2 separate regions of the Homo sapiens genome follow, and region 2 is linked to region 1. Evidence: chromatin contacts called from ENCODE Hi-C or POLR2A ChIA-PET data. All regions are on one chromosome and are shown on one strand. The core of a region is the stretch at or near the end of the contact, and the rest is flanking DNA. Distances in the headings are between cores, read along the strand shown. Region 1 has its middle 73 kb from the start of NCOR2. Region 2 has its middle 110 kb from the start of NCOR2.

Evidence for each region. A loop is a pair of places that touch in the nucleus more often than their neighbours do. ChIA-PET counts read pairs that join two places held with the same protein, here RNA polymerase II (POLR2A). Pooled maps may share reads with other maps.
Region 2: a loop to region 1 is called in a map of PC-9, with 8 times the contacts of the local background. The contact joins two enhancer-like sites. A Hi-C loop is called at or near these places in 8 of 168 maps with a recorded cell type or tissue (CD14-positive monocyte, Caco-2, MCF 10A and 5 more) and 15 of 50 pooled maps. POLR2A ChIA-PET finds 5 or more read pairs at or near these places in 3 of 52 experiments (Caco-2, MCF 10A and endothelial cell of umbilical vein).

The regions. Positions count from the first base shown.
Region 1 is chr12:124,638,115-124,643,354 of GRCh38, reverse strand. No RefSeq gene overlaps it. Among named protein-coding and RNA genes, the nearest start is that of NCOR2, 73 kb to the right of the region's middle. Within about 2 kb of position 3,059, at least 3 of the 41 ENCODE cell types and tissues checked have a DNase peak (open chromatin) inside an H3K27ac peak, as active enhancers do; they include CD14-positive monocyte and PC-9, where a contact is called at or near this core.
Region 2 is chr12:124,679,372-124,684,611 of GRCh38, reverse strand. No RefSeq gene overlaps it. Among named protein-coding and RNA genes, the nearest start is that of NCOR2, 110 kb to the right of the region's middle. RefSeq lists enhancers at 2,931-3,000, 3,191-3,260. Within about 2 kb of position 2,756, at least 22 of the 41 ENCODE cell types and tissues checked have a DNase peak (open chromatin) inside an H3K27ac peak, as active enhancers do; they include CD14-positive monocyte and PC-9, where a contact is called at or near this core.

The DNA.
Region 1 (5,240 bases), core at 1,810-4,309:
ATCCGTCGGGCATGGGTCTCTCCTCCTCTTGTGGTTTCCCCCATCGCTGGAATCACCACGGCAGCACCAGATCGTGCTGGCGAGCACAGGTCGGGAGCCCAGGTCCTGAGTTGGAACCCTGGCACTGCCATTGCTTGGCGATATGGCGTTGAGCAGGTTACTTATCCTCTCTGTGCCTCAGTCTCTTCACCTGTAAAGTGAGCGTGTTGGTCCATTCTGGCTTCGATCACAAAGTATCTTAGGCTGGGTAATTTAGAAATAATAGCAATGTATTCCTCACAGTTCTGGAGGCTGGCGAGGCCAAGTTCCAGGTGCCAGCAGGTTCTGTGTCTGGTGAGGGCCACTCTTTGCTTCATAGATGGCACTTCCTGTGTCCTCACATGGTGGAAGGCAGAAGGGCAAGGAGACTAGGGCTCTCTTTCCATCCTCTTTTTTTTTTTTTTTTTTTTTTTTGAGATGGAATTTAGCTCTTTTTGCCCAGGCTGGAGTGCAGTGGCATGATCTTGGCTCACTGCAAACTCGGCCCCCAAAGGTTCAAATGATTCTCCTGCCTTAGCCTCCCAAGTAGCTGGGCTTATAGGCACCTGCCACCATGCCTGGCCCTTCAACCTCTTTTGTAAGAGCCCTGATCCCATTTGTGAGGGCAGAGCACTGATGATTTAATCATTCCCCCAAAGGCCCCTCTTGATACTACTAATATTAATATCATGTTGGGTGCTAGGCTCCAACATGTGCATTTTTGCTGCACCCCGAACATTCAGACCACAGCAGTGGGTGTGACAACTGTACCGTCCAGAATGAAGGGGGCTGACACAGGTAAGGAGCCTGGTGTACAACAGGCACTCAGGGAGCCTCAACTTGAACTATTATTTTTTATTTTTATTGTTAGAGATAGGGTCTTGCTCTGCCGCCCGGCCTGGAGTGCAGCGGCACGATCTCGGCTCACTGCAGCCTTGCCCTCCTGGGCTCAAGTGAGCCTCCTACCTCAGGCCCCCGAGTAGCTGGGACCACAGGCATGCACCACCATGCCCAGCTGAGCTTGTGTGTTTGTTTGTTTTAGTAGAGACAGGGTTTTGCTATGTTACCCAGGCTGGTCTCAAACTTCTGGCCCCACGCTCTCCTGCCTTGGCCTCCCAAAGTGCTGAGATTACAATTGTGAGCCACCGTGAGCATCCAATGCTAATTATTTATTTTTAAATATTGTTACTCTGCCTGGGATGGGGCATTTGCTTCTCTGTCCTGCTTGCAGAACTGGGAGCTCCTCAAAGGCTGGAACCTCCCTTCTGCCCAACACCCCTACATCTTGGGCACTTTGCACCGTGAAGGTTTGTTGAATGAATTACTGACTGACTTGTGCTGGATCCCAAGTGAAGAGCCTTAAGACCCAAAGGTTGGTAAGATGAGGTTTAACCGAGATGGGCTGGAGCCTCCCTGGGGGGAACAGGCAGTGCTGGGACCCTCCCCTGCACAGCCAGAAGCCAAGACAAGGACTGCAGGCGCTGGCAGTGGGTGTGGTGCTGAGAATGGAGCTGGTGTGGCACATATGCTTAAGAAATTCCTGTTGGCATCTGGCGGGGTGGCGCTGGGTCAGCACTTTGCAGGAAGCCTCTCTCTGGGCAAGGAGGGAGCTAGGGGCTAAGGAGACAGGCACTTAGCCAGAGGCAAGCAAATCAAACACCAGAAGATGTCGCTTCTCTTCTTGGCCTGTTATTTCTAGGGTAACATGGTGGTTCCCCCGTAAGCTTGCTTGTCCAAGCCACTCTCCAATCTTGTCCGCCAGATCTGTGACCCCCAGGGACTGACCCTGATCCCGTTGTCCTCTGGCTCCTGGTTGGGTTTGGCCAATGGGAGGCCCATCAGAAGATTGGAGAGTGGGAGGAGAGAAACCAAGGCCAGGGAGAGAAAGTCACTTTCTCAAAGACAAACTCATTTAGTGGCAGAGCTGAGACATGATCCCCAAACCCCTGACGCAGATTGTGTGTGTGTGTGTGTGTGTGTGTGTGTGTGTGTGTGTGTGTGAAAATATACATGATATAAAATTCTCCATCGTAACCATCTGAAAGTGTACAGCTCAGTGACATTAAGTGCCTCCACCATGTGCTTGGGGACTTCCAGATCATCGAGAGCTAGCTCCAGAACACATTCGTGGCCCCAGAAGGGAAAACCAAACCTGCTAACCCTTGATCTTGGAGTTTTCAGCCTCCAGAACTGTGAGAAAATAAATGTCTATTGTTGAAGCCACACAGCCTGTGGTCTTTTGTGACAGCAGCCCGAGCTGATGAACACACCCACCAGCAGCCACGTGTGTGCGCCATCTTGGAAATGGGTGTCTCTGCCTCAATAAAGCCTTGAGATGACTGCAGCCCCAGCTGATACCCTGATTGTACCCTCGTGAGAGACCCTAGAGCAGAGCCACCCAGCTAAGCTGCTCTCCAATCTCTGACCCACAGAAACTGTGTGAGATCACATATATTTATGGTTGGTTTTAGGATATTTTGTTACGTGGCAGTGGATAACTAATACACCCACCAAGAAGGAGCCGTGCAGTCATTTAGTTCCCAGGCTTGGTTTGACCCAGCCCATGGAGGTGCTGTTTCCCTCTCCCTTCTGGAGCAGATGAAGCTCTGTGCTGTGGAGTGTTGGCTCTGGCTTTCCCAGAGCTCTGACCCATGAGACGTAGGAGGTGGATGGAAGCTAGCACAGTCTCATGTGACCCACTGTCCAGCTGTGGTTGATGTGATGCCATGACCATCTCAGAGGCCCGTCACCTTGTTTGTCCCTTTGCTCTCACTCTTGCCGTCCTAAGCTTGCACCCCATCAGAATAGCATTAGCCAGGAAACCCTGCCTCAGCCTCTGTGCTCCAGGTAACCTGGGCTAAAACAAAGAGCTGCCAATCAAGGAGCTCCACCTTCTCCTGATCAAGAGTTGACCCAAGTGAGGCCAGCAGCCTCTCTTACCCAGATTTTGAATCTGGGAAAATATGAAGAAATAGCAGGGAGACGATTCATGCCACAGGCAGTGCCCAGGCGAGCCGAGTTGAGCTGTTCTGTCATTTTTGTGAGTCATCCTCTTTCCTTCCCCAAACCCCCTTCGTGCTTGAGTTTTGGACTTGGTTTCTGTTGCTTGCAGCCAAAGATCTCTAACTCAGAGAGATACAGATTCTAGCTGTTATTTTTGCTTTTTAATTCAATGACTGATTTATGCTCAGCATATAGTTGATGTTCAACAAACACTTGTCAACTATGAGTGAATAACACACCCAGCATTCCGCAGGAGGCTCCCAGGCAGATGGGCACTTAATCAGGACTACTTTTTTTTTTTCAGGACTATTTTTAAAGTTCTGCAAGGAAAGACACTCTAAAAATTTCCCTTAGCAACTTTTCTAAACGTCTAGCAACACGATGTCATGGGTTTCTTTCTCACACCCGAGCCAGTTTTTACCTATTGCATCTAAAACTCTCTTCTTTCTTTCCTTGTTTTTTGTTTGTTTCATTCTTGTTATTCGTTGAACAAATCTCTGTTGTACACTATCTCTTCACCATATCCCACAGGGAGAACATAAATGATAGATGTCCCTTTGCCCTCGAGGAAAGAGACTGTTGGCTGGAAGTCAAGGGGCCTGAATTTTAGTCCCTTCCTGTTACTGGGCGTCAGTTTCCCCACTTACGAAATGAGGGCTTTGTGCTAGACTGGGCACAGCCAGGAGCTTTAATCCTGTGCCAATTCCTAGATTGCACTAAGGTCTAGGCTGAGGATTCTCAGGCAATGCTCAAGCTCAATGGGAGAGAGAGCTGGGATTGATTTCTGATGTCTGCCTAGGTGTAGGCAGGGAAAGTGCTATGTATTCGCCAACCCTGAGCTTGGCCATCTCAGAGTTCCCTGCAAGTTTCAGCAGTCTCTGACCTGGGGAAACTCAATGGGGGAGACATGGAATATTCACTCACAGACATCAAGTAGGTGGCAGTTGCAGCCAAGATTCACTGAGAGTTCTGAGCAGGGAACAGTAGCTGGGGGCCAAGGATCCTTTCCAGTTGGTAAATGGGTTGGGAGTTGCCTGGCTGGGGAGATGCAGAGATTTTGGCAGACAGATGGGTAGCTTTTCTAGGACGTTGAGAGAAGGCCTGGGGTGAATTGGGGATGTCAACTCAGTTAGTCCTTCTGGGCCTGAGGTGCATTCCAAGGTGTGGGAAGGGGTGTTAGAGGAGGGCGGTCCCAGCTGACCCCCTCCTCCCCTGAGGTCCCAGAGTCTTCTTTGGGTCTCGGACCTGGGCCCCCTTACTTGGAGGAATTAAAGTATCTTACTTTTCCCGGATTCTGAGCTTTGGGGGATTAGATTCGGTATGAGCCTCTGCTGGCATATGGAAAGGGCCTGTTGGCAACAATGATATCACAGCAATATCCACCCTGACCATCATGGGCTGAGCACTCATCACAGGCCCAGCGTGATGACAGCGACCTCCAGGACGCCCCTAGGAGTTGGTGCTGCCCTTGCCTCCTGCAGTCAGATCCCCAGAGGACAGTCAAAGCAACACTTGCCATCATCCATCAGACAATGCGCAGCCTTGCCTTCAATTTCCAGAGGCTCTCGTTGCTTCTAGAAGAAATCTGCATGCATTACCATGACTTTCAAGGCCCCACCCACCCCTCCATCTTATCGCGGACCTCTCTTCTATCCCCTCTGCTCCGTTCCCAATAGCTTTCCCTCTGTTCTTCGGACCCACTGACTTGTTTCTGCCGCAGGACTTTGCCCTTGCTGTCCCCCCAGCCTGGCACGCCTTCCCCCCAGATGTCTGCTTGGCTGGCTCTTCCTCATCCTTCGCTTCTGTCTTAATTCTTTTAAACACCAGTTGGCAGCGCCAACTCCTAGGGACGTCCTGGAGATCACTACAACAAAATACCATAGATTGGGTGGCTTATGAACAGTAGAAATTTATTTGTCGCAGTTTTGGAGGATGGGAAGTCCAAGATCAAGGCAGATTGGGTGTCCGGGAAGGGCTCGTTTTCCGGCTTATGGATGGCCGTCTTCCCACTGTGTCCTCACGCGGTGAAAGGGACGGGGGTCTCGTGAGAGCCTCTGTTATGACGGCACTAATCCCACTCATGAAGCCTCCACCCTCGTGACTGAATCACCCCCACAAAGGCGCCATCTCCTAAACCCATCAACTTAGGAATTGGGATTTCAACATATGTTGGGGACACCAACATTAAGACCATAACAGGACAAAACATTGTGCAGCTG
Region 2 (5,240 bases), core at 1,507-4,006, 42 kb before region 1:
TACGTCCGGAGAATACAAGATGATCAGATATGAACCGTTTTGACTCCAACAATTATAATGGCTCTGTGCTGTGTGTCAGGGGCTATGAAACAGGCGTTAAAAAGAATGAGGTGACTGGCTGGGCACGGTGGATCACGCCTGTAATCCCAGCACTGTGGAAGGCTAGGGCGGATCACTTGAGGTCAAAAGTTCGAGACCAGCCTGGCCAACATGGGGAAACCCTGTCTCTACCAAAAATACAAAAATTAGCCAGGCATGGTGGCGTGTGCCTGTAGTCCCAGCTACTCAGGAGGCTGAGGCAGGAGAATCACTTGAACCTGGGAGACAGAGGTTGCAGTGAGCTGAGATCCTGTCATTGCACTCCAGCCTAGGTGACAGAGCAAGACTCCATCTCAAAAAAAAAAAAAATGAGGTGACTTATGTGTGTCCAGCATGAATTGATGTCTCAGACATGTTAAATGAAAAAAGCAAGTCACAGAACGATACACAGAAAATGGTACAAAATAGAAACAACAACACAAAAATTTAAAAATGAAATCAAGAACTCTTCTACAAAGAGGTGGGATATGGCATAGTAGTCCTGCGACCACTCTGCTCAAAGCCACAGTGGATTGACCTCCCTCCAACATGTGCTGGCTGCTGGCCCTGTCCCTCTCCGAGTCTCAGTTTCCCTGTCTGTGGAATGGGGATGATAAAAGTAAAAGCCTCAGAGGGTTGCTGTGGGCCCCACAAAGTTTGGGAAGTACGGGCGCCCAGCCTCGTTGACTGTGCTTATCATCTGTGCAATGGGGACAGCCTCAGGGGGCAAGGATCTCTCTCCAAAAGACATTTTGGAATTTCTCACAGCCAGTGCATGTGGATTACATGAGTACATTTTTAATAAGGAAAAAAAAAAGAAAGTTAAGGATGCTATTTCTGAAGGGAAAATATGCAGGAAGTTTTTAAGACCCTGACTCCTCACACACCCCCTCAGGGGCCGGCTTGCAGTTTAGAAGTGAGCACACGTGGGTAGCTCAGCTCTGCGGAGGAGGCTGTGGTCAGAGGCAGCTGCCTGGCGGAGGCTGGAAGGGCCCCTGGACATTTATCAAGGCCAGGATGGGGAGACATGCTGCTCCCGACCCCAGAGGCCCCACTCATGTTACCTGGCGGCTTTGAGACAGAAGTTCCTCAGCAAAGCAGGCTCCTTCCTGCCTGGCATTATGAGCAGAGATTAAGCACTCTGTTGACACACAAAGAAACAGCCCCATCTGTAAAATTCCGCAGCAGGGCGAGGCTTGTCAGGCCTTTAATACAGGGGCCTGGAGGCTCCTGAGTGTTTACTAAGAGCTCAGCCTGATGGGGATGGAGGAGAGGACTCTCTCAGTTCAGTAGCATGTTTTTACTGCGCACCTACTGTGTGCCCGGCACCATTCTAGACACTCAGGACGTGGCAGGTAGATAAATAAATGAACATGAGGATTGGAGGCAGTTGTGAGTTCTACGCAGTTGTTAAAATTGTTTGATTTGATAGAAAGTGAGGAGGTGAGGGGGTGGGGCTTACCTCTGAAGAGGTAACATCATCTGTACAGAAATCGAAATCGAGTTAGAGAACCAGCCATGGGCTTGTGTGTGGGGAGGAGCCTTCCAGCAGAGGGCACAGCAGGTGCAAATGCCCTGGGGCCGTAGTGGGCTTGGCATGGAGCTGGAAACTAGAGGTTTAGGAGGAAAACGGTGGGAACAAGGTTGGTAAGGAGGGTGGGCTAGATCACGCTGGGCCTTGTCAGTCGCTGTAGGGAATCTGGATTTCCGGCATTTACTTCCTCGTACACCGAGCACGTGAGTTTTAAGCACCAGTTATGTGCAAAGCAAGGAAGTTTGCTCAGGGTGCACTTGCTGGGCATTTATTAATTTCACTGAGAAGACGGTGCTTCTGTTCATGCGGCCAGTGCAGGAGCTGGGCCCACCTGTCACTTGGCCACAGCTGGGGAGCACAGGCCCGGAGCAGGGTTTGGAGATGAGAAGTGGGCTGAGCCCCAGTGCTGGGCTCAGGGTACCGAATGTTAGAAGGCAAGCCCTCTCAGGGTGCCAGTGCAGAGGGGCACCTGGGATGCCTGACATGCCTCACCCAGTGCCAGACCTGCTGAGGGCACTCACGGTTCAACCCGGGAGGCCCAGGAGCAGCTCAGGCCTGGTGGGAGATGAGGGGTAGAGATGACCTCCCTGAGCCAGCCTGAGGCCAGCTATGTTCATGAAGCTTCCAGCGTGCTGTTTCCCAGGAGGGCAGCTCTGGGAGCCTGAGAAGGCAGGGAAGCTGGAGCTGCCCCTCCCCCAGCCCTGTCCTTCCCAAAAGCACAAGCACGTATGTCGCAGTTCACCCATGTGTGGTGTGTGTTGGGACTACTCACAGGTCACAGGTGGGGTTGTGTTTCCCGAAAACACATGTCCGGGTCCTAACCCCTGGCAGCTGTGGATGTGACTTTATTTGGAAATAGGATCTTTGCAGATGTGATCAAGCTGAGATGAGGTCATCAGGGTGGACTCGCGTCCAAGATGACTGAAGCCCTCACAGGAAAAGGGGAGATACGCACAAACAACGTGGAGGCAGAGGAAAGGCTGGAGTGACCGATCTGCAAAGCCAGGAAGGCCAAGGGTCGCAAGAGCCACCAGGAGCTGGAAGAGGCAGGGAAGAATCCTGCCCCAGGGGCTTTGGAGGGAGCAGGGCCCTGCTGGCACCTGGATTGCAGGCTTCTGGCCTCCAGACCTGTGGTTTTAAGCCACCCGCTTCGTGGTACCTTGTTACAACAGCCTGAGAAGCAAACGCGCTGCATTTAGTGGGTGACGTTCCCTGGGGGTCTGGTTAGGATGCAGGTTCTGATTTCATAGGTCTGGGGTGGGACCCAAGACCTGGCTCCCATGCCCGGCGGATGCTGCTGGCCTGGGGGCTACGCTTTGAGTAGCAAAGCTTTGAAGGACGACTGGCAGCGGCCAGGCCAGCCCCCACCCCCACTTCTATGGGGCTCACAGACTGTCATAGTGTTCATTCATCCCTCAGGGGAAATGACTCAATCCGGGTCAGGGGTAGATCCCGGTTAGTCTAGCCAGGGGTCAGCAAACTCTTTCTCTGTAAAGGGTTGAGTCACTCTTCTAGGCTTCTTGGGCGTCTCTGCGGTAACTCCTCAGTTCTGCTTTTGTCACACAAAAGCAACCACAGACGATATTAAAAAAAAGGGTGTGCAGCTTGGGAGGCTGAGGCAGGAGGATCGCTTGAGCCCAGGAGTTCAAGACCAGCCTTGGTAACATAGCAAGATCCTCATCTCTACAAAAAAATTAAAAATTAGCTGGGCATGGTTGTTTGTGCCTGTAATCCCAGCCACTCAGGACGCTGAGGCAGGAGAATCGCTTGAACATACGAGGCAGAGGTTGCAGTGAGCCAAGATCACGCCACTGCCCTCCAGCCTGGCAAAAGAGCGAGACTCAATCTCAAAAAAAAAAAAAAAAAAAAAAAGGATGTGGCTGGGCACCAATCAATCTTTATTTACAAAAACAAACAGGCTTGGGGCCCGTGAACCACCGTTTGCTGACCCTGGGCTAAGCGTCATGGCCACCCCATCCCCCTTCCTAGATATTCACGTGGCCTAACCCTAGCCACTGTGGCGTGGAGGGGACTGTGCTGGGGGATTTACAGGGAATGCTTACCTGCTCTTACCTATTTATTTATTTTTTTCTAAGATAGGGTCTCCCCAGTAGCTGGGACTACAGGTATGTGGCACCATTCCTGGCTAATTTTTGTATCGCTTTTGGTAGAGAGGGGTTTCGCCATGTTGCCCAGATTGATCTTGAACTTCTGGGTTCAAGCGATCCATCCTTCTTGGCCTCCCAAAGTGCTGGGATTACAGGTCTGAGCCACCATGCCCAGCCTACCTGCTTTTAAAAAAGAGAGAACCAGGCAGGGTGCGGGGGCTCACGCCTGTAATCCCAGCACTTTGGGAGGTTGAGCTGAGCGCATTGCCTGAGGTCAGAAGTTCGAGTCCAGTCTGGGCAACATGGTGAAACCCCCCCCTCTACTAAAAATATAAAAATTAGCTGGGCGTGGTGGTGCACACCTGTAATCCCAGCTACTCAGGAGGCTGAGGCAGGAGAAGGCAGGGAGGCTGAGGAGGTGGAGGTTGCCGTGAGCCGAGATTGAGCCACTGCCCTCCAGCCTGGGCGACAGAGCAAGACTCTGTCTCAAAAACAAAACAAAACAAAACAAAACAGACAAACAAACAAAAAACAAAAAGGGGGGAAGAGATGGCTGCCTTATCTTTGACTGCACTCTGTCTTGTTGGGATGTGATGACCAGATCTGCTGCAGCCATCTTGAGGCCATGAAGGGAGTCCCAACACTGAGGGGTGGCAGAAGAGAGAGGAGGAAGCGCCTGGTGCAGATGCCACCAATGAGCTGCTGAGTCACCCAGCCCTGCAGCTCCTTTGCTCCGGGACCTCCTCTCATGGGGAGAATCCATGTTCATCATGAAAGCAGTTGGAATTGGGATTTTTCTCTAACTTGCTACCCCAGGCATCCTGAATGCTACAACCTGCTCCGGGTGCCCCAGGCCCTGGAGCCGCTCATGGCCTCCTGTGCAAGTCAGCACCCTCTCCTCCGGGCCCTGCACGCAGCCACCACGCCGCAAGGGCAGTGAAAAGCTGACCTGGAGCCTAGACATTTGGATCCCTGCCCCAAGCCCTGTCGCTTTGGCCAAACCACTGGCCTTCCACATGTAAAACAAGGGCAACTCCACTGGTCAGATGGGTTTGTTGTGGAGTTGAAGTTTGTAGGCAATAAACCCTAAAATAGCAACCTGCAACCCGGGCAGTGTGAGGAGTACTGTCAGGATTCCACCCCCACACGCTCCGGGCCTCTCAATGACGCTTCTGTGTCCCTTCTCTCCAGTTTGCTCCTAACTGCCTGCACTTTCACCTCGCTTCTGGGCACTGCTCCCGGGCTCTGGCGGTGCTTTGGCCCCATGTCCAGGGAGCCTGACCCGCCTGGTGGCTGTGATTCCCTGGGACAGCCCCTGGGTGACCACTGTGAGTCTGAGCTCTTGCCTTGGGGCAGGACGAACTGGGTGCTCCTCAGACCCAGATCCGGCTGAGGCTGGGATATTGGCTCGAGTGACACCTGGGCTTGGCTTCCTTCCCTGCCCTGTCCTGTCTCCCCTGTGCAGCCTCCCCTGAAGCGCGGGTCTACAAACCTCATCCCAGGACCCGTTTCTAGGAGAC